7 separate regions of the Homo sapiens genome follow, and all the other regions are linked to region 1. A link is a loop called in an ENCODE intact Hi-C map of the cell type or tissue named here. Cell type or tissue: heart right ventricle. All regions are shown on one strand. Region 1 overlaps IL34 (interleukin 34). Region 2 holds the start of SNORD111B (small nucleolar RNA, C/D box 111B). Region 3 overlaps LOC400541 (a long non-coding RNA gene). Region 4 overlaps DDX19A (DEAD-box helicase 19A). Region 5 overlaps SF3B3 (splicing factor 3b subunit 3). Region 6 overlaps SF3B3 (splicing factor 3b subunit 3). Region 7 overlaps DDX19B (DEAD-box helicase 19B).

Region 1 (4,000 bases):
GCTGAGGCAGGAGGATTGCTTGAACCCAGGAGTTTGAGATTGCAGTGAACAATGATGGTGCCACTGCACCTGTCTGCCTGGGCGACAGAGCAAGACCCTATTTGAAAAGAAAAACATGAAAAAATCTCCCATAGAGATTTGGTAGTCATGCTATGAACACAGATAGTGTTGAGTCATGCTGTTTTTAAGCTTCACTAAGCATATCTAATTGTTCTCATAGCACAGCCACATCTTTGACAATGTGATTTTTATTGGCTACATGCATTATTATGGAACGTCTAGGCCATTTCCAGATTTTCACTGTTATAAAATAAATGCTGCTCTGTACATCTTTGTTCATAATTTATTGGTTATATCTTTTTTGCTTTTCTTCCAATTTATTCCTAGAAGTGTATTTACTGGGTGAAAGAGTATAGACATTTTTAAGGCTTAGTGGTTTGAAGGGTGCGGATACTACTAAATCGATTAATAACAGAAATTGCTAAATTGCTTTCCAGGACAGCACTTGTCTCACTACTTGGCCAACATCAAGTAGTAATTGTTAAAACGAAATGAGCTGGGTGTATGACCGGGCATGGTGGCTCGTGCCTGTAAATCCAGCACTTTGGGAGGCAGAGGCAGGGAGATCAACTTGAGGTCAGGAGTTTGAGAACAGCCTGGCCAACATGGTGAAACCCCATCTCTACTAAAAATACAAAATATTGGCCGGGTGTAGTAGCCCCTGCTTGTAATCCCAGCTACTTGGGAGGCTGAGGCCTGAGGCACGAGAATTGCTTGAGCCTGGGAGGTGGAGGTTACGGTGAGCTGAGATTGTGCCACTGTACTCTAGCCTGGGTGACAGAGAAAGATTCTGTCTAAAAAAGAAAAAGCTGGGAAGCTGGGTGTAGTGGCACATGCCTCTCATCCCAGCTACTCAGGAGGCCACGATGGAAGGACCGCTTGACACTAGGAGTTTCAGACAAGCCTGGGCAACATAGCAAAACCCTGTCTCAAAAAAAAAAAAAAAAAGCCCCAACAACCCAAAACCACAAACACAAAAACTTTTTCATTTGAATAAAATGGGCCAGGCACAGTGGCTCACACCTATAATCCCAGCACTTTGGGAGGCTGAGGCAGGAGAATTGCTTGAGCTCAGGAGTTCGAGGCAAGTCTGGCCAACATGGCGATACCAGGTCTCTACAAAAAATACAAAAATTAGCAGGCGTAGTAGCATGCAACTGTAGTCCTAGCTACTCTGGAGGCTGAGGCAGAAGGATCGCTTGAGTCTGGGAGTTCTAGGATGCAATGAGCCATGATCCCACTACTGCACTCCAGCCAGGGTGACCAAAAAAAAGAAAAAGAAAAATTATATCTGATTGTTTTAATGTGAATTTATTTATCTAGTTAGTGAGTCTGATATTTTGGGTAGTTGCTGGCCTACTTCTGTTTTATTCTTTCTGCTCTGATGGACTTAACCTTTATTCATATTTGTTGCGAATTCTCTCCTTTTTTTCTGTTCAGTCACATGGAAATCGTATAGGCTGTTTTTGGAGTCACAGTGACCCCCAGTGGCAAAGGATGGTAATGTTTCAGCGGCTCGTTTGTTGCAGGAAGAGAGGCAGCCAAGTATGAGATCTGCTTAACGTCCTAGAATGACCAGACTGGAAGGCGCTACAGACCCGCTGGCATAGTTAGCTGGGAGGGACACTAAGATCAGATAGAGCAGGAAGGAAAGTGGTGTGGGGCGTGGGTGACTGAAGAGTCATTTTATCAAGTTGAAACCAGAATCCAGGATGATTCGATCTCCTGAATGCCGGGCTGGAAAACCCAGCAACGAGCTTTGAAAACATATCACCCGGACACCAGGGGCAGAGGCTGTTCTGGGCGGGAGGTTGTGCCTGCCCCACGGAGCGACAGAAGCGGGGAGACCAGACGTCGACCCTGAGGCGTGCCTCCTGGGGGGCTCCAGTGGCCGGCATGGGGTGGGTGTGGACTCTCTGCACTGCTAGTGCCTGCCTGACCTTGCTGTTCTGGAGCCAGACCCCAGGGAAAGCATTCCAGATCCCGTGCCCCCCACCACACCTTTCCCATTGGTGCTTGTCTCCTATGCAAATGGATGATGGTTGTGCTCGGCTTTGCGTGTTGTGGACGGCGTGGATGAGATGGAGGGTGCTCATGTGCTCTTGTCGGGTGTGGTCCACAGATCTTGGGATCTTCCTTGGCGTGGCCTTGGGGAATGAGCCTTTGGAGATGTGGCCCTTGACGCAGAATGAGGAGTGCACTGTCACGGGTTTTCTGCGGGACAAGCTGCAGTACAGGAGCCGACTTCAGTACATGGTAACCACGTGGGCACCAGCTGTGTCCCTGTCCCCGCGTCCCGGGGTTCACCTGGCATAGGCCTCTGGACATTCAGAGCCCTTCTTAGGACCTGTGTCAGCCCTGAGCCGACCATGGCCTGTTTCTCTGCCTTTCTCCGAAACCTACCCATGCACCTGGTCTGCACTTACTGACCCTCCTCCTGCCATCTCCTGGGGCCTCCACCCCTCCTCCTCGATCTCACTTTAATCCCACCTCCATGATGGCAGTCACCATATGACTCAGGAATGGACACCTGGAGCTCTTTGACAAACCCCAGGCACTTATTAGCCAGGGAGCTAAAGACCTAGAAATCGGAATATTTGGTTCTTTTTGCAGAGTGGAGATGTCTGTGTGGCTCTATGTATCTTTTTTTTTTTTTGAGACGGAGTCTTGGTCTGTCACCAGGCTGGAGTGCAGTGGCTCAATCTTGGCTCACTGCAACCTCCACCTCCCCGGTTCCAGTGATTCTCCTGCCTCAGCCTCCCGAGTAGCTGGGACTACAGGTGCGCGCCACCATGCCCAGCTAATTTTTGCAATTTTAGTAGAGACGGGGTTTCACCATGTTAGTCAGGATGGTCTCCATCTCTTGACCTCGTGATCCGCCTGCCTCAGCCTCCCAAAGTGCTGGGATTACAGGCGTGAGCCACTGCGCCCGGCCCTTTTTTTTTCTTTTTAATTTTTTAACTTTTCCTAAAAATCCTTTTCTTTTCTTTTGAGACAGGGTCTTGCTCTGTTGCCCAGGCTGGAGTGCAGTGGATAATTTCAGCTCACTGCAACCTCCACCTCCAAGGCTCAAATGATCCTCCCACCTCAGCCTCCCAAGTAGCTGGGACTACAGGCATGCACCACCATGCCCAGCTAATTAAAACTTTTTTTTTGAGTAGAGACAGGGGTTCACCATGTTGCCCAGGGTGGTCTTGAACTCCTGGGCTCAAGCAATATGCCCACCTTGGCCTCCCAAAGTGCTGGGATTATAGGTGTGAGCCACCATGCCTGACCAATGTATCTTTTTAAATTAATTAATTTAATTTTTAGAGACAGGGTGTCACTCTGTTGTCCAGGCTGAAGTGTAGTGGCGGGATCATAGCTCAGTGTAAACTTAAACTCCTGTGCTCAAGTGACTGTCTCTCCTCAGCCTCCCAAGGTGCTGGGATTACAGGCGTGAGCCACTGCACCTGGCTTGTGTCTTTTTTATTTTAACAGCTTTACTGAGATATAATTTACATATTTATATATAAAAGACATAATTTACTCATTTAAAGTGCACAACTCAAAGAGTTTTTAGTTCACAGAGTTGTGCAACCATCACCATCATAGGTTTTAGAACATTCTCACCCACAAAATAACATGTTTTTCTTGAAGTAACGTGTCCTCACTCTTGAGCCTGAAATTTCTGCCTTAACAGGAACTGTGTATTTTGTTTCACCCACCCTGAGTCCCAGAGGAAAGTGAAGTGTTTTTATCCCAGCTGGGAGCCAGGCACACCTCTCTGCACAGGACCACCTCTGCCGTCAAAGGTCTGGGCCCTGAGTTCTCTCCTCCTACATCAAAATTCATCTGGAGGCCGGGCATGGTGGCTCATACCTATAACCCCAGCACTTTGAGGGGCTTGAGCCCGGGATTCAAGACCAGCCTGGGCAACAAGAAGAAACCCCATCTCTAC
Region 2 (4,000 bases), 120 kb before region 1:
ACTTAATGTGGTACTGAGAGGCAGCCTAACTGACCACACAGCATTCATATTTCATGTTGTTATTTTCTCTGATCCTCATTATGGCTCTTCCTGCGGGTTTGAGTCTTCATTTGGGTAATTTAGTTATTCTTTGCTGCATTTGATTAAGGAAATACGTATATGGGAATTTGGAGATTTGTGACTGACTTCACTATGTAATGCAATGAATCTCAGCTGGAGTTTGGATAGAATTTTTGAAAGCACGTTTTTGTTTTTTGTTTGTTTTGTTTTTGTTTTTTGTTTGTTTTGTTTTTGTTTTTGTTTTTTCCTTGAAACAGAGTCCTGCTCTGTCACCCAGGCTGGAGCGCAGTGGTGTGATCTTGGCTCACTGCCACCTCCGCCTCCTGGGTTCAAGCGATTCTCCTGCCTCAGCCTCCTGAGTAGCTGGGATTACATGCGTGCACCACCATGCCCGGCTAATTTTTCATATTTTTAGTAGAGATGAGGTTTCACCATATTGGCCAGGCTGATCTCGAATTCCTGACCTCGTGATCCACCCACCTTAGCCTCCCAAAGTGCTGGGATTACAGGCATGAGCTACTGTGCCCTGCTGAAAGCACATTTTTAATACTAATTTTATCTTTCAAATTCCTTTTCCAATTCAGTCTTCCTTTTTATCTAAAATGATGGAGAAGTTTTCTTTTTTTTTTTTTTTTTTTTGAGACGTAGTCTTGCTGTGTTGCCCAGGCTGGAGTACAGTAGTGCGACCTCGGCTCACTGCAAACTCCGTCTCCCAGGTTCAAGCGATTCTCCTGTGTCAGCCTCTGGAGTAGCTGGGATTATAGGCACGTGCCACCACACCTGGCTAATTTTTGTATTTTTAGTAGAGATGGGATCCCACCATGTTGGCCAGGCTGGTTTCAAACTCCTGACCTCAAGTGATCTGCCTGCCTCAGCCTCCCAAAGTGCTGGGATAACAGGTGTGAGCCACTGTGCGTGGCCTTTTTTTTTTTTTTTTTTTTTTTTAGAGACGATATCTTGCTGCGTTTCCCAGGATGGAGTGCAATGGCAGGATTATAACCCACTACATTCTCTGAACTCCTGGGTTCAAACTGTCCTCCCACGTAGCTGGGACTAGAGGCACAGGCCATCACACCTGACTAATTTTTTTTTGAGACGGAGTTTTGCTCTGTTGCCCAGGCCGGAGTGCAGTGGCACAGTCTTGGCTCACAGCAACCTCTACCTCCTGGGTTCAAGCGATTCTCCTGCCTTAGCCTCCCGAGTAGCTGGGATTACAGGCATGTGCCACCACGCCTGGCTAATTTTTGTATTTTTAGTAGAGACGGGGTTTCACCATGGTGGCCAGGCTGGGTTCTGGTTGTTTATGATCTTTATTTTTTGGTGATCTAGGAACCAAACAACAAGAAATTGTTGTTTCCCGTGGGAAGATCTTGGAGCTGCTTCGCCCAGACCCCAACACTGGCAAAGTACATACCCTACTCACTGTGGAAGTATTCGGTGTTATCCGGTCACTCATGGCCTTTAGGCTGACAGGTGGCACCAAAGACTACATTGTAGTTGGCAGTGACTCTGGTCGAATTGTTATTTTGGAATACCAGCCATCTAAGAATATGTTTGAGAAGATTCACCAAGAAACCTTTGGCAAGAGTGGATGCCGTCGCATCGTTCCTGGCCAGTTCTTAGCTGTGGATCCCAAAGGGCGAGCCGTTATGATTAGTAAGTGATTTACTCTACTTGCTGTATATGCCTAGTTTAGGATAACAATGCTGTGCTCTTGGTGGTGTGCCAGTGCCAATTAATTACTTATGTGGGTTTGGCATCATGTTTGGATTTACTCTAGGTTTAAAGTTGCATTTCCTTTTTAAAAGAGTTGCATTTTCTTTTAAAACAATGGGAAAAATCTTAACACACCTTTCTACTTCCCATCTAGTTGGAAATGGGTGTTTTTCAATTTCTTTTTCTTTGGCAAAAAGACTACAATGAAATGATCTTATGTTATTAGACAGTGAATATCGTTGCTTTCATCAGCCTGAAGTGATGATTCACATTCATGTCTCTTCTCTGATAAATTCTTGAAGAAAATTTTTGTGTGTCTGATCAGGCCTCTAGAGGGCAGTCATAAATCGTTAGATCTATTTCAGAGAATAAGGCTAATGATAATTTTATGAATTACTGTTTTTCAGTATCCTTAAATGTAGGACTCATTAAAAAATTTTGACTAGTTAGTGGGATATTTAAGACCTGTATTAGGAAGAAGGGGGCCACAATGATGCCATTGTCTTTAAAAAAATTTATTTATTTATTTTTAAGAGATGGGGGTCTCAGCCGGGCACGGTGGCTATTTATCTTTAAAAGAGATGGGGTCTCAGCCAGGTGCGGTGGCTCACACCTGTAATCCCAGCACTTTGGGAGGCCAAGGTGGGAGGATCACTTGAGGTCAGGAGTTTGAGACCAGCCTGGCCAACATGGTGAAACCCAGTCTCTACCAAAAATACAAAAAATTAGCTGGGTGTGGTGGTGGGTGCCTGTAATCCCAGCTACTTGGGGCAGGAGAATCGCTTGAACCCGGGAGGCAAAGGTTGCAGTGAGCCGAGATAGCGCTACTGCACTCCAGCCCGGACGACAGAGTGAGACTGCATCTCAAAAATAAATAAATAAATAAATAAATAAATAAATAAATAAATAAATAAGAGAGAGATGGGGATCTCACAATGCTGCCCAGGATGGTCTTGAATTCCTGGGCTCAAGCAATCCTTCCTTCTGTCTTGGCCTCCCAAAGTGCTGGGATTACAGACTTGAGCCACTGTGCCCAGCTCCACTATTGTCTATTCTTTTTTTTTTTTTTTTTCAAATGAGGCAGAGTTTCGCACTTGTTGCCCAGGCTGGAGTGCAGTGGTGCGATCTCAGCTCACTGCAACCTTTGCGTCTCAGGTTCAAGCAATTCTCCTGCCCCAGCCTCCCAAGTAGCTGGGATTAGAGGCATGCACCACCACACCTAGCTAATTTTTTGTATTTAGTAGAGACAAGGTTTTACTGTGTTAGTCAGGCTGGTCTTGAACTCCTGACCTCAGGTGATCCACCCACCTCAGCCTCCCAAAGTGCTATTCTGATGATAGAAAACAGAATCCTGAGTTTTTATACTTGTAGAGTTACTGCTGTTAATAATGATTAAAAGAAAAGCATGATGTGACTCTAGCTGTTCTATAAGTCTCTCTTCTCATTATCTGGGAATCTTGTATGTTTTATCTCCTTCAACTACAGGTGCCATTGAGAAACAGAAATTGGTGTATATTTTGAACAGAGATGCTGCAGCCCGACTTACCATTTCATCTCCCCTGGAAGCCCACAAAGCAAACACTTTAGTGTATCATGTAGTTGGAGTAGATGTCGGATTTGAAAATCCAATGTTTGCTTGTCTGGAAATGGATTATGAGGTAATGGGGACCCTGTCTCTTTGCGTTTCTTTCAGTCACCTCAGTGTTTTTTTTTAAGATTGTTTTCCGGCCGGGCGTGGTGGCTCACGCCTGTAATCCCAGCACTTTGGGAGGCAAGGCTGGCGGATCATGAGGTCAGGAGATCGAGACCATTCTGGCTAACACAGTGAAACCCCATCTCTACTAAAAATACAAAAAGAAAATAGCCGGGCATCGTGGCGGGCGCCTGTGGTCCAGCTACTCGGGAAGCTGAGGCAGGAGAATGGCGTGAACCCGGGAGGTGGAGCTTGCAGTGAGCCGAGATCTCGCCACTGCACTCCAGCCTGGGCGACAGAGTGAGACTCCATCTCAAAAAAAAACGAAAAGATCGTTTTCTTCCTTGTGCATACCTTTTTTTCTTTTTTTTGAGACAGTCTTGCTCTGTTGCCCAGGCTGGGGTGCAGTGGCACAATCTCAGCTCGCTGCAACCTCTGCCTCAGCCTCCTGAGTAGCTGGGACTACAGGTGCTGCCACAACGCCCAGCTAATTTTTGTATTTTTAGTAGAGATGGGGTTTCACTATGTTGG
Region 3 (4,000 bases), 490 kb before region 1:
TCTTGCTCTTTTGCCCAGGCTGGAGTACAGTGGTGTGATCTTGGCTTACTGCAACCTCCACTCCCAGGTTCAAGTGATTTCCTGCCTTAGCCTCCAGAGTAGCTGGGATTACAGGCACGCGCCACCATGCCCAGCTAATTTTTGTATTTTCGTAGAGACGGGGTTTCGCCAGGTTGGCCAGGCTGGTCTCAAACCCCCAACCTCAAGTGATCCACCCACCTTGGCCTCCCAAAGTGCTGGGATTACAGGCGTGAGCCACTGTGCCTGGCCCAAAGTAATTTTTGAGTAGTTTTTTTTTTTTTAAGTATTTGTACTTTTGAGAATCTCATAGGTTAACATGTTTACAACAATCTCTTCATCTTGTCTTCTAAATCAGCCCCTTCTATTCCAGTTCCAGGAATAGTCAACCACGCCAGAAACCTGGGACTCACCTGGTCTCCCCACTCGCCTCTCCCTACACCTCCCGCTCATTACCCAGCCTCACAGGGCTGTCTCCTCAGTGCCTCTCCTCTGTTCGGACCTCACTGTCCCCACCACTGCTGCTGTGGCAGAGAGGGTTGTCAGCCCTGACTTCGAGAACAATCTCTTACTGATTTTCCTGCTTCTCATGTCATCCCCCCTCCCTCTGCAGGGTTGTCTTTGTAAAACAGGGGAGGTCAATTTACTCACTGCCTTGAAACCCTCAAGGGACTCCCCTTTGTCGTGAGACAAAGCTCTCAGTCCTTAGCCTGGCCAGCCAGGGTCTCCAGGGTGTGGCAGGCCACGCTGCCCCAGGGCTCCGGCCTGCGCTGCGTGTGATGTGGGTCCTGCAGCCGAGTGCGTGCTCGCCATCCACAGCTGGATCTCACCTCGAATCCTGCTTTCCAGTCACACTGAGAGGTCTCCCACTCCCATATTTGCTCACTAAAATGCCTCCTGGCAGCCCTCCCCTGTGCTTGTGGAAAGTCGCAAATTGAGGATCACATGGACCCCCACTCCCCCAAGTTGTCCTGACAGAGACCTCCTGTCTTTCATTTGATTGATTGATTGAGACGGAGTTTTGTTCTTCTTGCTTAGGCTGCTGGAGTGCAGTGGCGAGATCTCGGCTCACCACAACCTCCGCCTCCCAGGTTCAAGCAATTCTGCCTCAGCCTCCTGAGTAGCTGGGATAACAGGCATGCGCCACCATGCCTGGCTAATTTTGTATTTTTAGTAGAGACGAGGTTTCACTATGGTGGTCATTGGTCAGGCTGGTCTCGAACTCCTGACCTCAGGTGATCAACCCACCTCAGCCTCCCAAAGTGCTGGGATTACAGGTGTGAGCCACAGTGCCTGGCCCCTCCTGTCTTTCAAAAGCTCTGCCCAAGACCACCATCATCCCACAGTGGAGCCTTTCCTTCCCCAAGAGAATGGCCCCTTTGGGGTCCTCACACACCCGTTTCTGATGTGTCTTTATTTGGTTATCTGCCCTGCTCCTTCTGTAAGTCCCTCGGAGAAAGACTCGAATTCTCCCAAACTCCAACACCTCACATGGTGTTTGGTGTTTAACAGATGATTAAATGAATGGGCAAAAAGTGGAGGGCAAAATCTTTAAAATGTCTTTTAAGATTTAAGGATTTTAGGCCAGGTGCGGTGGCTCACACCTGTAATCCCAGCACTTTGGAATGCCGAGGCGGGCGGATCACCTGAGGTTGGGAATTCGAGACCAGCCTGACCAACATGGAGAAACCTTGTCTCTACTAAAAATACAAAATTAGGCGTGGTAGCGCATGCCTATAATCCCAGCTTCGCGGGAGGCTGAGGCAGGACAATCGCTTGAACTCAGGAGGTGGAGGTTGCAGTGAGCCGAGATCACGCCATTGCACTCCAGCCTGGGCAACAAGAGCGAAACTCTGTCTCAAAAAGAAAAAAAGATTTAAGGATTTTAAATGTTTGATTTTTTTTTCTTGTTGAGATAGAGTCTTGCTTTGTCGCCAGGCTGGAGTGTAGTGGCGTGATCTCGGCTCACTGCAACCTCTGACTCCCTGGTTCAAGGGATTCTCCCACCTCAGCCTCCCGAGTAGCTGGGATTACAGGCACACGCCACCACGCCCAGCTAATTTTTTGTATTTTTAGTAGATACCGGGTTTCACCATGTTGACCAGCATGGTCTCGATCTCCTGACCTTATGATCTGCCCACCTCAGCCTCCCAAAGTGCTGGGATTACAGGCGTGAGCCACCGCGCCCGGCCTGAAAATTTTTAAATGATTGTTTGCCGACTTTACAACAGGACGATGTTGTTGTTCGCAGGCCAGTAGGTGGCGCTGTGGCACGTGATCTGAGCCTCCTGGATTCACACAACTGTTCATGTGGAGAACCCAGTGCCGGGACCCATTAGCACCCCAGTCAGGCTATGCGTCTCCCTCCCAAGGGTGCTCACCTGGTGTGGCCTTCATGGCACAGGGGGAGTGAGATGAGGCTCCTTTAGTACACCCTCCCCTGAGAAGAGCGACGTGTGCTTACCCTCCAGTGGCTTGTTCTCATGAAAGGCTCCACAGTTAGGGACCTTCAGATGCTTAGATCTGGGGTGTCACCTGACTCAAGCAGCTCAGAATCCCAGATTGTTGTGGTGGGTCAAGGGCATGGGGCTTTGGGTTTACTGGCCTGGGTCTGAATGCCAGCATTGCCTCTTCCTTGGTGTATAGGACCTTGGGTGGTTACTTTTCCTAGGCCTCTGTTTACTTGTTTTAAAATGGACAGTGATGCCTACTTTATAGGGTTGTTATGAAACTCAACTAATGAATATAAAATACTCGACCCAGACTGGCATGGTGGTTCACGCCTGTAATCCCAACACTGGGAGGCCAAGGTGGGAGGATCTCTTGAGCCCAGGAGTTCAAGACCAGCCTGGGCAACTTAGGGAGACCCCGTCTCTACCAAAAATAAAAAAATTAGCCAGGTATAGTGGTGTGTGCCTGTAGTACTAGCTACCCGGGAGGCAGAGGTGAAAGGATCGCTTCAGCCCAGAAGTTCAAGACTGCAATGAGCCGTGATCATGCCACCGCACTCCAGCCTGGGTGACAGATCAAGGCCCTGTCTCAAAAAATAAATTAACAGGTCGGGCGCAGTGGCTCACGCCTGTAATCCCAGCACTTTGGGAGGCTGAGGCAGGAGGATCGCTTGAGCCCAGGAGTTCAAGACAAGCCTGGGCAACTTAGGGAGACCCCGTCTCTACCAAAAATAAAAAAATTAGCCAGGTAGAGTGGTACGTGCCTATAGTTCCAGTTACCCGGGAGGCTGAGGTGAAAGGATCGCTTCAGCCCAGAAGTTCAAGACTGCAATGAGCCCTGATCGCGCCACTGCACTCCAGCCTGGGTGACAGATCAAGGCCCTGTCTCAAAAAATAATTAATTAAATACTTGACCCATTGCACGATCTTTCCATGCACGACAGCTGCTCTTCTATTATTCTTCCAGGATGAGCTGCACAGCCTGCCCCCTTGGGTTTCCAGGTTGTGGGAGATGAGCAAAACTGAATGACCTCAGTAGGCCAAGAGCAAAGGATGTGGGTCCGGACCTGGTGGCCAGTTGCTTGTGACAGGAGCTGGGCTGGAGTCCCCAAGTGCCACTAGTGCTGACATCTTTTAACTGTGTTCATTGTGACTTGTTTATTTCTAAAAGTAACCACTGGCGCCTTGGTGCAGATGGAACTCCAGGTGCATGCGGTGAGTTAACCATGGTCTGGGGAGCTTTGTTTCCACGCCTAGGACATGCATCTGTGTGCATGATATGTGAGCTGATATAGCCATGCCTCTGGTGATTTGAACGCCTGCGCTTCCCAGCTGCTTCAGGGCCCTGAACATCGCTGGATGTTTGTACTTCATTCCCTCCTCAGCCCAGCTGGTCCCACTCCGCAGCTGTGCTCTAGGCATTTCATCTCAACTGGGTGATATATTTGAATACAGCAATTATAAGAACAGCAACCTCAGAAGAACATCTGGCATCCAGACCTCCCCAGCCTAGTTCCACAAGGTACCAACTT
Region 4 (4,000 bases), 300 kb before region 1:
GGCTGGAGTGCAATGATGTGATCTCGGCTCACCGCAACCTCCACCTCCGGGGTTCAAGCGATTCTCCTGCTTCAGCCTTCCAAGTAGCTGGGATTATAGGCATGTGCCACCACGCCTGGCTAATTTTGTGTTTTTTTAGTAGAGATGGGGTTTCTCCATCTTGGTCAGGCTGGTCTCGAACTCCTGACCTCAGGTGATCCGCCCACCTCAGCCTCCCAAAGTGCTGGGATTACAGGCTTGAGCCACCGCATCTGGCTGATATACCATGATTTTTAAAGCAATCATAGATGTTTGGGTGGTCCCATTCTTTTGCTATTATAAATAATGCTTCATGAAATAACCATGAACTTAGCTCTTTTTACATGTATGCAAGTGTCTGTAGGATAAATTCCCCAAAAATGGATTTGCTAGGTCAAAGGTATATGCATTTGCGATTTTTTCTTTCTTTCTTTTTTTTTTTCTTTGAGATGGATTCTCTGTTGCCCAGGCTGGAGTACAGTGGGGGCTCACTGCCACCTCTGCCTGCCAGGTTCAAGCAATTCTTCTGTCTCTGCATCCCGAGTAGCTGGGATTACAGGTGCCTGCCTTGCATGCCCAGCTAATTTTTTGTATTTAGTAGAGACAGGGTTTCACCGTATTACCCAGACTGCTCTTGAACTTCTGAGCTCAGGCAATCCGCTCGCTTGGCCTCGCAAAGTGCTAGGATTACAGGCACGAGCCACCACGCCTGGCCTTTTTTTAAAATTTTTTTTAAGACGTGATCTTGTAGGTTGGACACAGTGGCTCATGCCTGTAATCCCAGCACTTTGGGAGGCCGAGGCGGGCAGATCATGAGGTCAGCCCTATCAGATTGGCAAATTCTAAAAGTTTGACTATTAATTCTGTGATGAGATTGTAGGGAAACACTCTCATTCTTGCTGATGGAAATATTAATTGGTGGCCGGGCACAGCGGCTCATGCTTGTAATTCCAGCACTTTGGGAGGCTGAGGCGGGTGGATCACCTGAGGTCGGGAGTTTGAGACCAGCCTGGCCAATATGGTGAAACCCTGTCTCTACTAAAAATACAAAAATTGCCCGGGCATGGTGGTGCATGCCTGTAGTCCCAGCTACTCGGGAGGCTGAGGCAGAGGAATCACTTGAACCTGGGGGGCAAAGGTTGCAGTGAGCCGAGATCGTGCCACTGCACTTCATCCTGGGCAACAGAGTGAGACTCTGTCTCAAAAAAAAAAAAAAAAAACACAGGCTCTTGCTCTGTCACCCAGGCTGCAGTGCAGTGGCTCAAACTCCTGGGCTCAAGCTGTTCTCCTGCCTCAGCCTCCTGAATAGCTGGGATTATAGGCTAATTTTTTAAATTTTTAGTAGAGACTAGGTCTTGCTATGTTGCCCAGGCTGACATTTGCAATTTTTGTCAGTATTTTCAAAGTCTTTTCCTTAGGTATTATACCAATTAATATTTCTGGGGTTTTTTTTTTTCTTTTTTTGAGACGGAGCTTTGCTCTTGTTGCCCAGGCTGGAGTGCAATGGCGTAATCTCAGCTCACTGCAACCTCCGCCTCCCAGGTTCAAGCGATTCTCCTGCCTCAGCCTTCCCGAATAGCTGGGATTACAGGCATGCGCCACCACACCCAGCTAATTTTGTATTTTTTAGTAGAGACAGGTTTTCTCCATGTTGGTCAGGCTGGTCTCAAACTCCCGACCTCAGGTGATCCACCCGCCTCAGCCTCCCAAAGTGCTGGAATTACAGGCATGAGCCGCTGTGCCCAGCCACCAATTAATATTTCCATCAGCAAGAATGAGAGTGTTTCCCTACAATCTCATCACAGAATTAATAGTCAAACTTTTAGAATTTGCCAATCTGATAGGTAAAAAATGGTAGACTATGTTTGCTAATAAGGCTGTATTTTAAAGTAGGGCTAGTAAGAGGTAACATATTCTGATCTGTCTGAAATTAGTCAAAATTTCTAGAAATTTAAAATTTTTCACCAGGTATAGTAGTTCATGCCAGTAATCCTAGTGCTTTGGGAGGCCAAGGCAGGAGGATTACTTGAGGCCAGGAATTTGAGAACAGGCTGGGCAACATGGCAAGACTCCATCTCTACGAAAATATTTTTGTTTTAAATTAGCTGGGAATAGTGGTGCATGCCTGTAGTGCTAGCTACTCAGGAGGTTAAGGCAGGAGGATGTGGTGGCATGCACCTGTAGTCCCAGCTAAGTGGGAGCCTGGGGTGGGAGGATCACTTCAGCTCAGGAGGTTGAGGTTGTAGTGAGCTATGATTGCACCACTGCACCTTAGCCTGGGCAACAGAGGGAGACCCTGTCTCAAAAAAAAAAAAATTTCTAGAAATAAAAATTCACTAAACATAAAGAAATGCCAACTATTTATATTTTGATTACTTAAAATAACTTTTCAGGCTGGACGCTGTGGCTCACGCCTGTAATCCCAGCACTTTGGGAGGCCAAGGTGGGCGGATCACTTGATCGAGGTCAGGAGTTCAAGACCATCCTGGCCAACGTGGTGAAACCCCGTCTCTACTAAAATTACATAAATTAGCCAGGCATGGTGGTGCGTGCCTAATCCCAGCTACTCAGGCGGCTGAGGCGGGAGAATTGCTTGAACCCAGGAGGTGGAGGTTGCAGTGAGCCAAGGTTGCGCCATTGCACTCCAGCCTTGGGCTACAAGAGGAAAACTCCGTCTGAAAAATAAAAAAATAAAATAAATTTCAGTGTATTTATTTATATTGTCCCACATTTTTGGTGGTTCTCATATTTGCCTTTCTAATTATGACAATTGTTTTCTTGTGTAGGTATTATCAAAACCAGTACCACTGCCGAGAAAACAGATGAAGAGGAGAAAGGTAACTACTTTTGGATGCCCTTGGCAAGAGACGGTATGACCCAGGGCTTGCCTTCCTGGAGCCAGGGGCACTCCAAGCTACAAGATCCAGGAGATGAGAGGAATCAGAGAAGGAATAGTCAGTGAGAGGAGGAGAACAAAACAAGTCCGAAAGCGGTAGCTCACACCTGTAATCCCAGCACTTTGGGAGGCCGAGGTGGGAGGATTCCTTTGGGCCAGGAGTTCAAGACCAGCCTGGGCAACATACTGAGACCCCATCTCTACAAAAGATTTCAAAATGAGCTGGGTGTGGTAGCACACACCTGTACTCCCAGCTACTTGGGAGGCTGAGGTGGGACGATTGCCAGAGCCCAGGAATTCTAGACTACAGTGAGCTCTGATTGCTCCACTGCACTCCAGCCTGGGTGACAGCAAGACCCCATCTCTAAAATAAATAAATAGAGACCTATCAGTGTGATGGTTTTTCTCCAGCCGTGCTTGACTGCCCAGGTGCTAGTGTGGAGAGGGAGAAAGAGTGGCTTCATAAGCCTGGGGTTTGCCAGATGAGTATGAAGATCTACTGGTTTCTTCCTGACAGAGGACAGAGCTGCCCAGTCCTTACTCAACAAGCTGATCAGAAGCAACCTTGTTGATAACACAAACCAAGTGGAAGTCCTGCAACGGGATCCAAACTCCCCTCTGTACTCGGTGAAGTCGTTTGAAGAGCTTCGGCTGTGAGTATTCGCTCCTTTCAACAGCTCTTCGTTGCCAGTCTCTCCCCACATAAAACTTAGCATCTGAGAGATTCTTGTGAGAATTTTACTTTTAAAAATTTAGTGTATTTTTTCCTTTTTTTTTTCGAGACAGAGTTTCGCTCCTGTTGCCCAGCCTGGAGTGCAATGGCGTGATCTCAGCTCACTGCAGCCTCTGCCTCCCGGGTTCAAGCGATTCTCCTGCCTCAGCCTCCCAAGTAGCTGGGATTACAGGCGCCCACCACCATGTCAAGCTAATTTTTTGTATTTTTAGTAGAGACGGGGTTTCACCATGTTGGCCAGGCTGGTCTTGAACTCCTGACCTCAGGTGATCTGCCTGCCTCGGCCTCTCAAGGTGCTGGGATTACAGGCGTGAGCCACCGTGCCTGGCTATTTTTTTTCTTTGAAAAGAAGT
Region 5 (4,000 bases), 89 kb before region 1:
GTGGGACTGTAGGCGCATGCCATCATGCCTGGCTAATTTTTGTGTTCTATTTTATAGAGACAGGATTTCACCTTGGTGCCCAGGCTGGTCTTGAGCTCCTGGGCTCAAGAGATTCTCCCACCTCAGCCTCCCAAGTAGCTGGGACTACAGGCGTGCGCCACCATACATGGCTTTTTTTTTGGTATTTTCAACAGAGTTGGTGTTTCACCATGTTACCCAGGCTTGTCTTGAACTCCTAGCCTTAGGTGATCTGCCTGCTTTGGCCTCCCAAAGTGCTGAGATTACAGGCGTGAGCCACCACACGCAGCCCCTATCTTTTTTAATGTAGAGAATAAACTACAAATAAAACTCCATCATTAGAGATCGGGTAACTATACTTTTCAGAGTACCTGGGTTCTGCTCATTTTGCACATAGTTTGGCTTATGTGTACATCTCTGTCCCATTTGACAGAAATTTGTAGGTCCCTTATTTGCTGTCTCTTGCATTGTCATAGTTTTCCTGAACTGAGGTGATTTTTGTTCACAAAGGTATCCACTTTATTTTATGAAGCACAGTCACTACAAATACCATATATGTTTAGGTAATTGCAGTGTTTCACAACAAATTTGGGATTGGGCTCTTTATTATCATTGGAGTGATTAAAAAAAAACTTTTGACAATCGTTTGTGTTTCATTGGTAGGAACTAGAACTGCTGTGAATTGTGGTAGGGTGTTGCCAAATGGGAAGGCCCTTCCTGGATCTCTGTGTCTGCATCGCAGAGTTTTCTAGAGTAGGAGGCTGTTGTTTAATGTTGCCTAATGCCAACGTTAGAGCTCCAGGGATTGACGTGTTTGCTGACTGCTCAAAGTCTATTTCAACACCAGTTTCTGGGTCCGAGTGAGTATTAAATAACTGCCTTGCTTTTTTGTCATAGGATTTTGGCATTAGAGAAGCTCGGTGCTGTCTTCAATCAAGTAGCCTTCCCACTGCAGTACACACCCAGGAAATTTGTCATCCACCCTGAGAGTAACAACCTTATTATCATTGAAACGGACCACAATGCCTACACTGAGGCCACGAAAGCTCAGAGAAAGCAGCAGATGGCAGAGGTAATGAGACTAACGTTCAGGGGTTCTATTAAAAGATGTGTGAAATTATGTTGAAAAGTTTAAACTGCCCGGCACTTTGGGAGGCTGAGGTGGGAGGATTGCTTGAGGCCACTAGTTCGAGACCAGCCTGGGCAACATAGCAAAACTGCACCTCTATTAAAAATTTTAAAAGATAGCCTGGTGTGTTGGTGCACTCCTGTAGTCCCAGCTACTTGGGAGGCTGAGGCAGGAGGATCACTTGAGCCCAGGAGTTCAAGACTGCAGTGAGCCATGATCATGCCACTGCATACCAGTGGCACTCTGGACACGAGACTCTATCAAAAGTTTAAACTCCTGTAATTGTTAGTATATTCTTTGTTTTTAAAGATCTAGGCTTTTTTCAGCTTTTTTAAGCAGAGGCCTTTGCCCCAAAGTACTTCATTTTAGAGCCTTTCTTGTAACCCAGGACTATACTCTGACCTCCATTTATTCACAATTAAGTTCCCTCTCTGAAACAGAATTCTCCCGTCCTTGAGCTTCCAAAATAGACTGTATTTCCTTTATTTGGGCCCAAAAGAGACAGCTTTCATGTTCTCCACAACACCAGCTCTTTCTAGAACTCATTGCCTAGCAGAAACCAAATAGCTACAACCACGTAGAACTGTATCCATCCTTAAAGAGTGGAGACAGAGTAGTTTTAGTAAGGGAAATCAGATGGGTTGGATAGAAAAGTGGAGTTTCCGTTGTCATTTTTCTCAAGCCACTAGTCCAATATTTGTCACAGCTATTGTTATTTTTGGTGTTTTCTACTAATATGTAACCAGCAATGTCTGGATTTCCCTTTCTGATCTTCTGTCTTCCCTAGTCTGTACACCTCTCCCTTTAATAGTCATGTCGGGAAATCCTGGCTGGGATGGCTGACTTTGCTGCTTTATGTATTGAGAACCCCCTGGAGTGTTCTTGCTACCTATCCTCTTCTCAGCCAGCCCCTACCTCTGAGCACGCCAACTCAGTTACTCGTTTTTTTGGGTTTAGGAAATGGTGGAAGCAGCAGGGGAGGATGAGCGGGAGCTGGCCGCAGAGATGGCAGCAGCATTCCTCAATGAAAACCTCCCTGAATCCATCTTTGGAGCTCCCAAGGCTGGCAATGGGCAGTGGGCCTCTGTGATCCGAGTGATGAATCCCATTCAAGGGAACACACTGGACCTTGTCCAGCTGGAACAGAATGAGGCAGCTTTTAGGTAAGCAGCCCAGGACAGTCCAGGGTTTGGCAGGCTGGAACAGGAGCTCTCTGAGTTTTGACTAAGGCCTTACTCTTGCTTCTTATTCTGTGTGTAGTGTGGCTGTGTGCAGGTTTTCCAACACTGGTGAAGACTGGTATGTGCTGGTGGGTGTGGCCAAGGACCTGATACTAAACCCCCGATCTGTGGCAGGGGGCTTCGTCTATACTTACAAGCTTGTGAACAATGGGGAAAAACTGGAGTTTTTGCACAAGGTAGGAATCTGCCAGTGGTTCTCCTAGATTTTAAGTCCCATTGAATTCTCTCACTTTTGCTTATGTTATGGATCAGGTCTTTTGGGGACCAGCTCCTTGATTCCAATCTCTCTCTTACCAGCACATGGAAAATGCTGGGGCCTTCTAGCTGCAGTGATGTTCTTGTGCCTGTGCATTCCACAGGAAGGCTTTGTGCTAACCATCCATAATGGGGAGATAGATGCACATTCAATTGGTCTCTTTCTTACTGTTTTAATAAGCAGGCAACAATTTGTGACCAAAATTCAGCAGTTTAAATAATTAATATTCTGGCTGGGCGCAGTGGCTCATGCCTGTAATCCCAGCACTTTGGGAGGCCGAGGCAGGCAGATCACCTGAGGTCAGGAGTTCGAGACCAGCCCGGCCAACATGGTGAAAGCCTGTCTCTACTAAAAATACAAAAATCAGCCAGGCATGGCGGCACGCACCTGTAATCCCAGCTGCTCGGGAGGCTAAGACAGGAGAATCGCTTGAACCCGGGAGGCGGAGGTTGCAGTGAGCCGAGATTGCGCCATTGCACTCTAGCCTGGGTGACAAGAGTGAGACTGTCAAAAAAAAAAAAAAGATTTAATATTCTTTTCCACCTGCATTCTCTGGGAAGTTACTGTTTAATGGGTACAGAGTTTCAGTTTGGGAAGATGAAAAAAATTCTGGAGGTGATAGTTACACAACAGTAAATGTGCTTAATGCCACTGAAGTGTATACTTAAAAATGACTGGCTGGGCATGGTGTCTCACGCCTGTAATCCCAGCACTTTGGAAGGCCGAGGTGGGCGGGTCACCTGAGCTCAGGAGTTCAAAACCAGTCTGGTCAACGTGGTGAAATCCCATCTCTATTAAAAATAAAAAATCAGCCAAGCATGGTGGTGGGCGCCTGTAACCCTAGCTATTCCAGAGGCTAAGGCAGGAGAATCACTTGAACCCAGGAGGCAGAGGTTGCAGTGAGCCGAGATTGCGCCACTGCACTCCAGCGTGGGTGACAGAGCGAGACTCTGTCTCAAAAAAAAGAAAAGGATTAAGATGGTAAACTTTATGTTATGACTATTTTACCATAATTTTTAAAATAAAAAGAATATTCTCTTCTCCACAATGACAGCATGTGGATTCCTTCAACCCTACCATAAGGGGAGTATCCTCTAAGAAATACTTCATAGACCCTTTTGCATATTAAATTTGTCTCTCCTTTACAACTGAGATGTCACTAGGCTGGGTGCAGTGGCTCACGCTTGTAATCCCAGCATTTTGGGAGTCTGAGTCGAGCAGGTCACTTGAGCCCAAGAGTTTGAGACCAGCCTGGGCAATGTGGTGAAACTCAGTTTCTACGAAAAATACAGATAATTAGTCAGGCTTGATGGCACATGCCTGTAGTCCCAGCTACTCGGGAGTCTGAGGTGGGAG
Region 6 (4,000 bases), 80 kb before region 1:
ACCTAGTTTTTAAGGTGACTGGCATCCATGTGTCTTGTTCTGGAGATGAGGATGTAGGTGGGAGGTTTGAACCCAAGTTAGAGCAGGAAGAACTGAGTAGACTCCTTCCTTCCAGATACCGACTTGGACTTGCGGCACTCTGTGGCTCCCCACCCCCAGGTCTGTGGTGGTTTCTTTGTTTTTTCCTGGTTCTTTTTGCTGTGCTGATGAAACATGACCTCAATAACCATGTGTATACCCACCCCTCTTCCCACTGGGTATTGAGGAAGGGTGGCTGATTCTTCCTCCTCTTCTACTCTGAGGATGTTAGTATGGGGATTTTAGCATGAATTCTAGCTGGGGAGTCTTAACAGATGCCCCTTTTACTGATACAGCACCTAAAGCGATCTTTGGCTCCATAGGACCATAGGAAGGGTCAGTACAGAAGAACCTAGATACTGCCCTGCCCCTGAGAACTGTGTATATGTGGGGCCTGTCTGCAGCACCCATCTCAGGTGGGTTCCAGAGGGCCTTTAGGGTATAATGAGAGCCTGTTAGGTGGAAGAGGCCCAGTTCCAGAAATGTTCCAGCCCACCCCTGAGAATTCCTCCTGTTTAGTTGTGTGGGAAGCCCTCGTCTTCCAGGCTGTCCTTGCGCCTTGAACCTGGAGAAGTGAGCTCACTGTTCTCAATACTTCACAAATGTAAAACTTTCTTTCGTCTGCATGTGCTCAGCCATCTAAATTGAGCAAATGATCTGGTGAGCACTGGGTTAGAATCAGGAATGGTGGAATACAATCTGAACCTCTCAGAGCCCAGAACAGAGGGTTCCTGACACTGTGACACTGTCTCCTGGAACTAAGTATCTCTTGAATCATGACTTGGTTTTAGATCAGTCAAGAGAGACCCAGGTTTTGCCAGGAATCGAATCCCTAAATAACATGTTTTTTTCTCACTTAGCTCATGAATTTGCATAGTAGACAGTAGTTCTGAATTAGATTTTGAAAACCTAATTTCAGGGCTCATTTTTTCCTGTGGCCCTAAATCCATTCTATCAAATTGTGTGATACTGACATGCAGTCATCTGAGGAACTCAGCGTAGATACTTGAGCAGCTCCTCGCCTCTTTTCTAACTCAAGTTTGACTAAAATACATACACTCCGTACAGAAGGTAGGGGGTTATGTAAGAAAGGAAAACCTAATCTATGGAATCAGGAGTTGTCACCACCGAGCTTCCTCTGGAAGTCTGCCCATCAGCTTGCTTGTTCTCTGTTAAGAGGAAGGGCTAGGACAAGGATTTGGGCTTGAATATGTGGAAAGGAATTTTCATAGTTGTTGCTGCAGGACCTACAAAAGTTTAAAATTAGATTGGATGTGACTCAATGACAAGTCCCATCTGTGTAATTGTTAAGGGGACCTGATTGACTCCTGTGGTTTGATTGAGCAACCAGGTAAATAGAGACCTCTCTCCAGCTTTGGCAAAACCCATCAGAGGCTGCTGCAGAACTCAGACAGAGGGATCTGCCCTTGGGTTTGCTTCCATCCTGTTCCATTGCTAAGCCCTTGTGACTTGGATCCTAGGACTGAAAAGTTTTTAGCTGCCTCAGCTTTCCCCTGACCTTACTGGCAGAGGTTCTGCAGATGTTTCCTTTGGAAGATCTCTTGCCAAGAATAGCATTCCTTTGGAGGAGGGGGGTTCTAGTTGGAATGTTGCTTTTCTTGGTTAGTGTAAATGTATTGCTAGTGAGACAGCTGCCGGCGCTGGAAAAGGCTCGTCTCACAGGGAGAGTGCTGGTCCCCAGAATGTGTGCTGTTCCCACGCTGCTGCCTTTCTTGAGCTTGTTAGAGGAAAGCCAGAAAGGCATTCAGATGGGATCAGTCTGGCTTTCAAATTTTTTTTAATTCCTAAGTTCTGTTTTATTTTTTAATTTTTTAAAAAAAATTTTATTAGAGACAGTCTCTCTCTCTTGCCTAGCTGGGAGTGCAGTGGAGTGATCATAGCTCACTGAGGCTTGAACTCCTGGGCTCGAGCAATCCACCTCAGCCTCCAGAGTAGGGGAGACTACAGATGTGTGCCACCATACTCAGCTAATTTTTAAACTTTTGTAGAGACAGGGTCTCCCTGTGTTGCCCAGGCTGGCCTCGAACTCCTGACCTCAAAAAATCTTCCTGCCTTGGCCTCCCAAAGCACTGGGATTATAGGTGTGAGCCATTGCGCCTGGTCATAAATTCTTGTTTTTTTGTTTGTTTGTTTATTAGAGATGGAATCTCTCTCTCTTGACCAGGCTAGAGGGCTGTGGTGCGATCTCAGCCCACTGCAACCTCTATCTCCTGAGCTCAAGCGATCCTCCTTAGCTTCCCAAATAGCTGGAACTACAGGCATGTGCCATCACGTCCAGCTAATTTTTGTATTTTTAGTAGAGAAGGTTTTACCATGTTGGACAGGGTGGTCTCGAACTCCTGGCCTAAAGTGGTCCACCTAGCTCAGCCTACCAAAGTGCTGTGATTACAGGCGTGAGCCACCATGCCCAGCCTCTAAATTCTGTTTTCTATTCAAAGTAAAAATGACATGTGTTTGAGTCATCCACTTGCTCATTTGCATATGGAATATTGTATGTGAATATTTTATTACACCCTTAAAATTAATTTTCAAGGGCTATATGTAGAGCTCAGAAGAAACATCTCTGCTGCTGAAATCAAACCTGGTCCAAAAAACGTCACAACGGAGGAAAGGAATAGATGGCTCTCGAGGACAAGATAGGGACTCTTAAAACACCTGCTTGGCCATGGTTGATTGACATTTGAGTGATCTGGTAGCCCAACACACCCTGTGAAGTTCAGGTGAACTGAAATGGGCAGGTGTAGGCTACACACCAGTCTGAACCAGCACAACCAAGAGTTGTTTCTCTTTTTTTTCTTTTTCTTTTTCTTTTTTTTCTTTTTTTTTTTTTTTTTTTTGAGATGAAGTCTTACTCTGTTGCCCAGGCTAGAGTACAGAGGCACAATCTCGGCTCACCACAGCCTCCGCCTCCTGGGTTCAAGCAATTCTCCTGCCTCAGCCTCCCAAGTAGCTGGGACTACAGGCATGCACCACCATGCCTGGCTAATTTTTGTATTTTTAGTAGAGATGGGGTTTCACCATGTTGGCCAGGCTGGTTTCGAACTCGTGACCTCAGGTGATCCACCCACCTTGGTCTCCCAAAGCGCTGGGATTACAGGCGTGAGCCACTGCACTTGGCCAGGAGCTGTTTAAGCCATCAGGAGACATGCTGACCCACTAGAAGAGGCTGCTACGCTCATTTCTTCCACAAACGTTTACTGGGCACCTACCATGAACCACCACCTCCCAGCTCTGTTCTGCACCCAGAGGTTGGAGGAGAGTTTATAACCAGGCAGTCTCTGTCGCTGTGAGGTTGGTGGTGAGGTGAGTCTGCCAGAGGGCCTGCCACCAGTTTCAGAAGAGCCTGCAGCCTGCATCTGATTTCCTCAGCCACAACCTTGGGACTTCAGGAAAAATCAGAAGGTCCCAAGTCTGAAAAATGAAGAGGTGGGGAGTGGGCAGCAGGGGTTTTAGGTCAGGAAATGGTAGGAAACCTGTAGTTGTGGCTCATAATCCTAGTGGGATATTAGAACCCTCTTCATTTGTCAGAACAGATTCCTGGGGTCTGCTCCCAATTATTCACACGGTGGTTCATGCCTGGTAATCCCAGCACTTTGGGCGGCCAGAGGCAGGCAGATTGCTTGAGCCCAGAAGTTTAAGACCAGCCTAGGAAACAGACCCCATCTCTACAAAAAATTCAAAAAGCCGGGCGTGAAGCCCTGTTTTTTTTTTTTTAAAAAAAGAGTCTGCTGGTGATGTCTGGGCATGTGTCTGCTTCACAGTCCAGTGTTATGATCAGTAGCTGTGATGGACAATGAACATTGCTGCTTGTTCAAAATGAAGAAAAAAAATATCAAAGAAAACCAGGTTTGGAAGTTTCAGATTTGGAAAAGGAGCTGGGCCAGCCCATCTGGAATAGCTG
Region 7 (4,000 bases), 320 kb before region 1:
GGCCACTTCCGTGTCAGCGCTGGCCACAGTCCCTCCCAGCCTGGGTTGAGAAAGGAGACCTAGGGACTCTCCCCCAACCCCTGTCCCCATCCCAGGCCTGCTGCTCCTCCTCCCCAAGACGCTCCTCTCCCATCAGCCTTCCTGGGCATCTAGACCCTCCCAGCTGGGAAGGCTGTGCTTCTGTCGCTTCCCGGGGCCACCTGGGGCCACCTACCAGGGCCTTCCCTTGCAGGATGCTGCCCAGGAACTGCCAGATGCTGCTTTTCTCCGCCACCTTTGAAGACTCTGTGTGGAAGTTTGCCCAGAAAGTGGTCCCAGACCCAAACGTTATCAAACTGAAGCGTGAGGAAGAGACCCTGGACACCATCAAGCAGTACTATGTCCTGTGCAGCAGCAGAGACGAGAAGTTCCAGGCCTTGTGTAACCTCTACGGGGCCATCACCATTGCTCAAGCCATGATCTTCTGCCATGTGAGTAGCAGTGGCAGTGGCAGGCCTGGCCCTTCCCTCTCAGCCAGCTCCCCACAGGGCTCAGGAGGACTGGATGCCCCTGGGTGCCATGGGAAGAAACGAAGTGGTTTGTTCTCCTAAGGTTTTAGTGAGTCGTAAGAGGGAGACTTTGATTCCACTTCTTAGTGATTACTTGGAGAAAACCCCAAGTAACAGCCAATGAAATAATTTTTAGATTTTTAAGAATATAAGCTGGGCGGCTGGCACGGTGGCTCATGCCTGTAATCCCTGCACTTTGGGAGGCCAAGGCGGGTGGATCACCTGAGGTCAGGAGACCAAGACCAGCCTGGCCAACATGGTGAAACCCCATCTCTACTAAAAATACAAAAAATTAGCCGTGCGTGGTGGTGTGCACCTGTAATCCCAGCTACTCAGGAGGCTGAAGCAGGAGAATCGCTTGAACCCGGGAGGTGGAGGTTGCAGTGAGCTGTGATTGCTCCATTGCACTCCAGCCTGGGTAACAAGAGCGAAACTCTGTCTCAATACAAAAACAAACAAACAAACAAAAAACCAACAACAAAAAAAGAGTATAAGCTGGGCAAGTACCTGTAGTCCCAGCTACTCAAGAGGCTGAGGTTGGAGGATCGCTTGAGCCCAGGAGTTCAGACCAGCATGGGCAACATAGTGAGACCTCATCATTAAAAATATATATATGGCTGGGCACAGTGGCTCACGCCTGTAATCCCAGCCTTTTGAGAGGCTGAGGTGGGGGGATCTTCTTGAGCCCAGGAGTTCAAGACCAGCTTGCACAACATAGCAAGACCCCATCTCTACAAAAATTTTAAAAATTAGCCAGGCGTGGTGGTGCATGCCTGTGGTCCCAGCTGCTTGGGAGGCTCAGATGGGAGGATTGATTGAGCCCAGGAGGTTGAGACTGCAGTGAGCTGTGACTGTGCACTCCAGAGTGGGCAAGAGAATGAGATCCTGTCTCAAAAAATTTAAATTTAAAATAAAATTTTAAAATATATATGTTGTTTGTTTGTTTTTGAGATAAGGTCTTGCTCTATCATTCAGGCCAGAATACAGTGGCATGGTCATAGCTCACTGCAGCCTTGGCTCTTGTTACTAGGGCTACAGGTATGTGCCCCATGCATGTCAGCCTAATTTTTATTTTTATTTTTGTAGAGGTGGGGTCTTGCTATGTTGTCCAGGCTGGTCTCAAACTCCTGGCCTCAAGCAATCTTCCAGCCTCAGCCTCCCAAAGCCTAAGACTACAGGCACGAGCCACCATATCTGGCAAGAACATAGACTATTTAGGAATGAAGATCTTTGGCTAAAGCCACACTCTTCCTAGATACAAAAGTAACAGCAGTTACATAACTTATCTAAAAAGAAAAAAATCATATGACTAAAATTCTATTTGAAAGAAAAATTTTTTTTTGAGATGGGTTCTTGCCATGTTGTGCAGGCCAGCCTCGAACACTTGGGCTCAAGTGTGTAGCTTGGACTACAGGTGTGTACTACCATGCTTCATTGAGAAATTTTAAGCCTAACCTCCTAACTGGATTTAGCAGGGCCTTCATGTATTTTAATCGTGGCAAGCCACTTTTTAGCAGTTGTCTTCCTTTTGTTTTTAACAGGTCTCTTCATAAAAAACAATTCTTTTCACTACAGACTCGCAAAACAGCTAGTTGGCTGGCAGCAGAGCTCTCAAAAGAAGGCCACCAGGTGGCTCTGCTGAGTGGGGAGATGATGGTGGAACAGAGGGCTGCAGTGATTGAGCGCTTCCGAGAGGGCAAAGAGAAGGTTTTGGTGACCACCAACGTGTGTGCCCGCGGTGAGCAGAGGACGTGTCCCACCTGGTCTGCCAGGCTTGGGGTCCCAGGCCCAGTTAGAGCCAGAAATCCTTGTACACAGGGAAGTCGGATGGTCTCAGGGAGATGGGTGGGGTTGGTGACACTATTCCTTTCTAGGAGAGACTGTTTGGATTTCCCTCAGGTGATAAGAACTCCCACAGAAGCCAGGAGTCCTGACTTGGTGGAAGGAAATGTACAGGCATCTGACTGGTAGAGAACAGAGCCTGCTCTTCCAGGGATGCCCATCTCCAGAACATTGTGTCTCCCAGAGGCTTACTGACTGATTTCATAATTTTGTTGGCACCTGCCAAAGTTTTGTTCTTTTCCTCCAGGTTCTGCTGTATGCCTGTATGTGCCCTCTCTTGTACCCAATTCCCAGAGTTGGCCTGTCCCAAATGTATTTATTTATTTTTTTGAGACAGAGTCTTGCTCAATGGCCCAGGCTGGAGTGCAGTGGCACAATCTCAGCTCACTGTAACCTCCGCCTCTCAGGTTTAAGTGATTCTCCCGCCTCAGCCTCCCGAGTAGCTGGGATTACAGGCGCCTGCCACCAAGCCCAGCTAATTTTTGTATTTTCAGTACAGATAGGGTTTTGCAGTGTTGGCCAGGCTAGTCTTGAACTCTTGACCTCAGATGATCTGCCTGCCTCGGCCTCCCAAAGTGCTGGGATTACCGGTATGAGCCACCGCACTCGGCCCCCCAAATTCTTTCCCTTTACCCGAAGTTGGTATGCATTGACTTACCTGTGGACAACAGTGATTTTTGTCTCCTGTCCTTACTTCTCTCTGTCTCCAACTCTCAGGGACTCATTCATCACCTCTCCCTGCACCCCACCCCCTGACCCGTGCTAGTTTGGTATCTATGCCTGTAGCTTTGCTTTGGGGCATCATCTGAATCTCATACTGCACGGCCTTTCAGATCTGGCTTCCTGCACTCAATGTCATGCACGTCTCTTAGTGCCGTGTTCCCTTAATGCTGAGTCATGCTCCATTGTATGGATGGACCACATGACTGATTTGCCTCCTGTCCTTAGTCCTCTCAGCCTCCAACTCTCCTTCCTGCAGGCATTGATGTTGAACAAGTGTCTGTCGTCATCAACTTTGATCTTCCCGTGGACAAGGACGGGAATCCTGACAATGAGACCTACCTGCACCGGATCGGGCGCACGGGCCGCTTTGGCAAGAGGGGCCTGGCAGTGAACATGGTGGACAGCAAGCACAGCATGAACATCCTGAACAGAATCCAGGAGCATTTTAGTGAGTCCCGGGGAGGGTCCTGTGCCTGGCGCCCTTTGCTAAGTAGGGCGGGGTGGTGAAAGGGGTAGGATCTTCTGTAGCCCCAAGAGAGGCTCTGTCCCTAGCACACTCCCCTCCTTTCTGACCATATGGCAGTTCTCAGGGAGCACACCTGGAGACTTCAGGACCCAGGGACTCCAAGAACAGCTCCCCTGTGACTGGGCTTCGGGGCGTGGGGCTCTGACTGTTGCTGTCAGTGACTAGGGGCCCTGCTGCCCCCTGCTTAGGCACCCGGAGCCTTTGGGGCTGAATGAATGATTGCTGTGGCCCAAGATGGGGCACATTCCTGGGCAGGGTAGAGACCTGTGTATCTTTCCCCCAGATAAGAAGATAGAAAGATTGGACACAGATGATTTGGACGAGATTGAGAAAATAGCCAACTGAGAAGCTCCACCAGCCA

What was found. A loop is a pair of places that touch in the nucleus more often than their neighbours do. Peaks named below come from ENCODE experiments on the same cell type or tissue, not always from the same donor. Only the 100,000 strongest peaks of a DNase experiment are listed, where the experiment ranks them.
Region 2: a loop joins it to region 1, with 8 times the contacts of the local background. A loop is called at or near these places in 84 of 110 quality-filtered maps.
Region 3: a loop joins it to region 1, with 5 times the contacts of the local background. A loop is called at or near these places in 11 of 110 quality-filtered maps.
Region 4: it touches region 1 in a loop (4-fold over the local background); 26 of 110 quality-filtered maps call a loop at or near these places.
Region 5: a loop joins it to region 1, with 2.0 times the contacts of the local background. A loop is called at or near these places in 42 of 110 quality-filtered maps.
Region 6: it touches region 1 in a loop (8-fold over the local background); 42 of 110 quality-filtered maps call a loop at or near these places.
Region 7: a loop joins it to region 1, with 13 times the contacts of the local background. A loop is called at or near these places in 23 of 110 quality-filtered maps.

Annotation. Positions count from the first base shown.
Region 1 is chr16:70,652,356-70,656,355 of GRCh38, forward strand. It overlaps IL34 (interleukin 34), which reads left to right. Exons shown (of 6, transcript NM_001393494.1): 2 at 2,183-2,316. Among named protein-coding and RNA genes, the nearest start is that of IL34, 7.8 kb to the left of the region's middle. In heart right ventricle, CTCF peaks have their summits at 1,545 (motif pointing left) and 1,747; a DNase peak (open chromatin) is centred at 1,576; H3K4me3 peaks cover 581 bases; H3K27ac peaks cover 540 bases.
Region 2 is chr16:70,527,484-70,531,483 of GRCh38, forward strand. SF3B3 (splicing factor 3b subunit 3) reads left to right here. Exons shown (of 26, transcript NM_012426.5): 3 at 1,390-1,716; 4 at 3,262-3,434. SNORD111B (small nucleolar RNA, C/D box 111B) reads left to right here and starts at 2,016; the gene lies at 2,016-2,116. In heart right ventricle, a CTCF peak has its summit at 2,101 (motif pointing right); no DNase peak of the experiment used is centred here; H3K4me3 peaks cover 434 bases.
Region 3 is chr16:70,162,978-70,166,977 of GRCh38, forward strand. All of the region lies in intron 1 of LOC400541 (a long non-coding RNA gene), which reads right to left. It also overlaps a transcript of PDPR not described here. Among named protein-coding and RNA genes, the nearest start is that of CLEC18C, 8.8 kb to the right of the region's middle. RefSeq lists an enhancer at 3,751-4,000. In heart right ventricle, a CTCF peak has its summit at 2,266 (motif pointing right); DNase peaks (open chromatin) are centred at 1,324, 2,274, 2,994, 3,464 and 2 weaker places.
Region 4 is chr16:70,352,681-70,356,680 of GRCh38, forward strand. It overlaps DDX19A (DEAD-box helicase 19A), which reads left to right. Exons shown (of 12, transcript NM_018332.5): 3 at 2,805-2,855; 4 at 3,432-3,567. Among named protein-coding and RNA genes, the nearest start is that of DDX19A, 7.8 kb to the left of the region's middle. In heart right ventricle, no CTCF peak of the experiment used is centred here; no DNase peak of the experiment used is centred here.
Region 5 is chr16:70,562,961-70,566,960 of GRCh38, forward strand. It overlaps SF3B3 (splicing factor 3b subunit 3), which reads left to right. Exons shown (of 26, transcript NM_012426.5): 18 at 916-1,090; 19 at 2,105-2,310; 20 at 2,408-2,564. Among named protein-coding and RNA genes, the nearest start is that of SNORD111, 27 kb to the left of the region's middle. In heart right ventricle, no CTCF peak of the experiment used is centred here; no DNase peak of the experiment used is centred here.
Region 6 is chr16:70,572,281-70,576,280 of GRCh38, forward strand. It overlaps SF3B3 (splicing factor 3b subunit 3), which reads left to right. Exons shown (of 26, transcript NM_012426.5): 26 at 1-4,000. Among named protein-coding and RNA genes, the nearest start is that of SNORD111, 36 kb to the left of the region's middle. RefSeq lists an enhancer at 3,392-3,461. In heart right ventricle, no CTCF peak of the experiment used is centred here; DNase peaks (open chromatin) are centred at 128 and 1,661; H3K27ac peaks cover 3,436 bases.
Region 7 is chr16:70,329,599-70,333,598 of GRCh38, forward strand. DDX19B (DEAD-box helicase 19B) reads left to right here. Exons shown (of 12, transcript NM_007242.7): 9 at 233-470; 10 at 2,124-2,286; 11 at 3,370-3,561; 12 at 3,923-4,000. The coding sequence ends at 3,984. All of the region lies in intron 3 of DDX19A-DT (DDX19A divergent transcript), which reads right to left. Among named protein-coding and RNA genes, the nearest start is that of DDX19A-DT, 15 kb to the right of the region's middle. RefSeq lists an enhancer at 2,982-4,000. In heart right ventricle, a CTCF peak has its summit at 2,148 (motif pointing right); no DNase peak of the experiment used is centred here.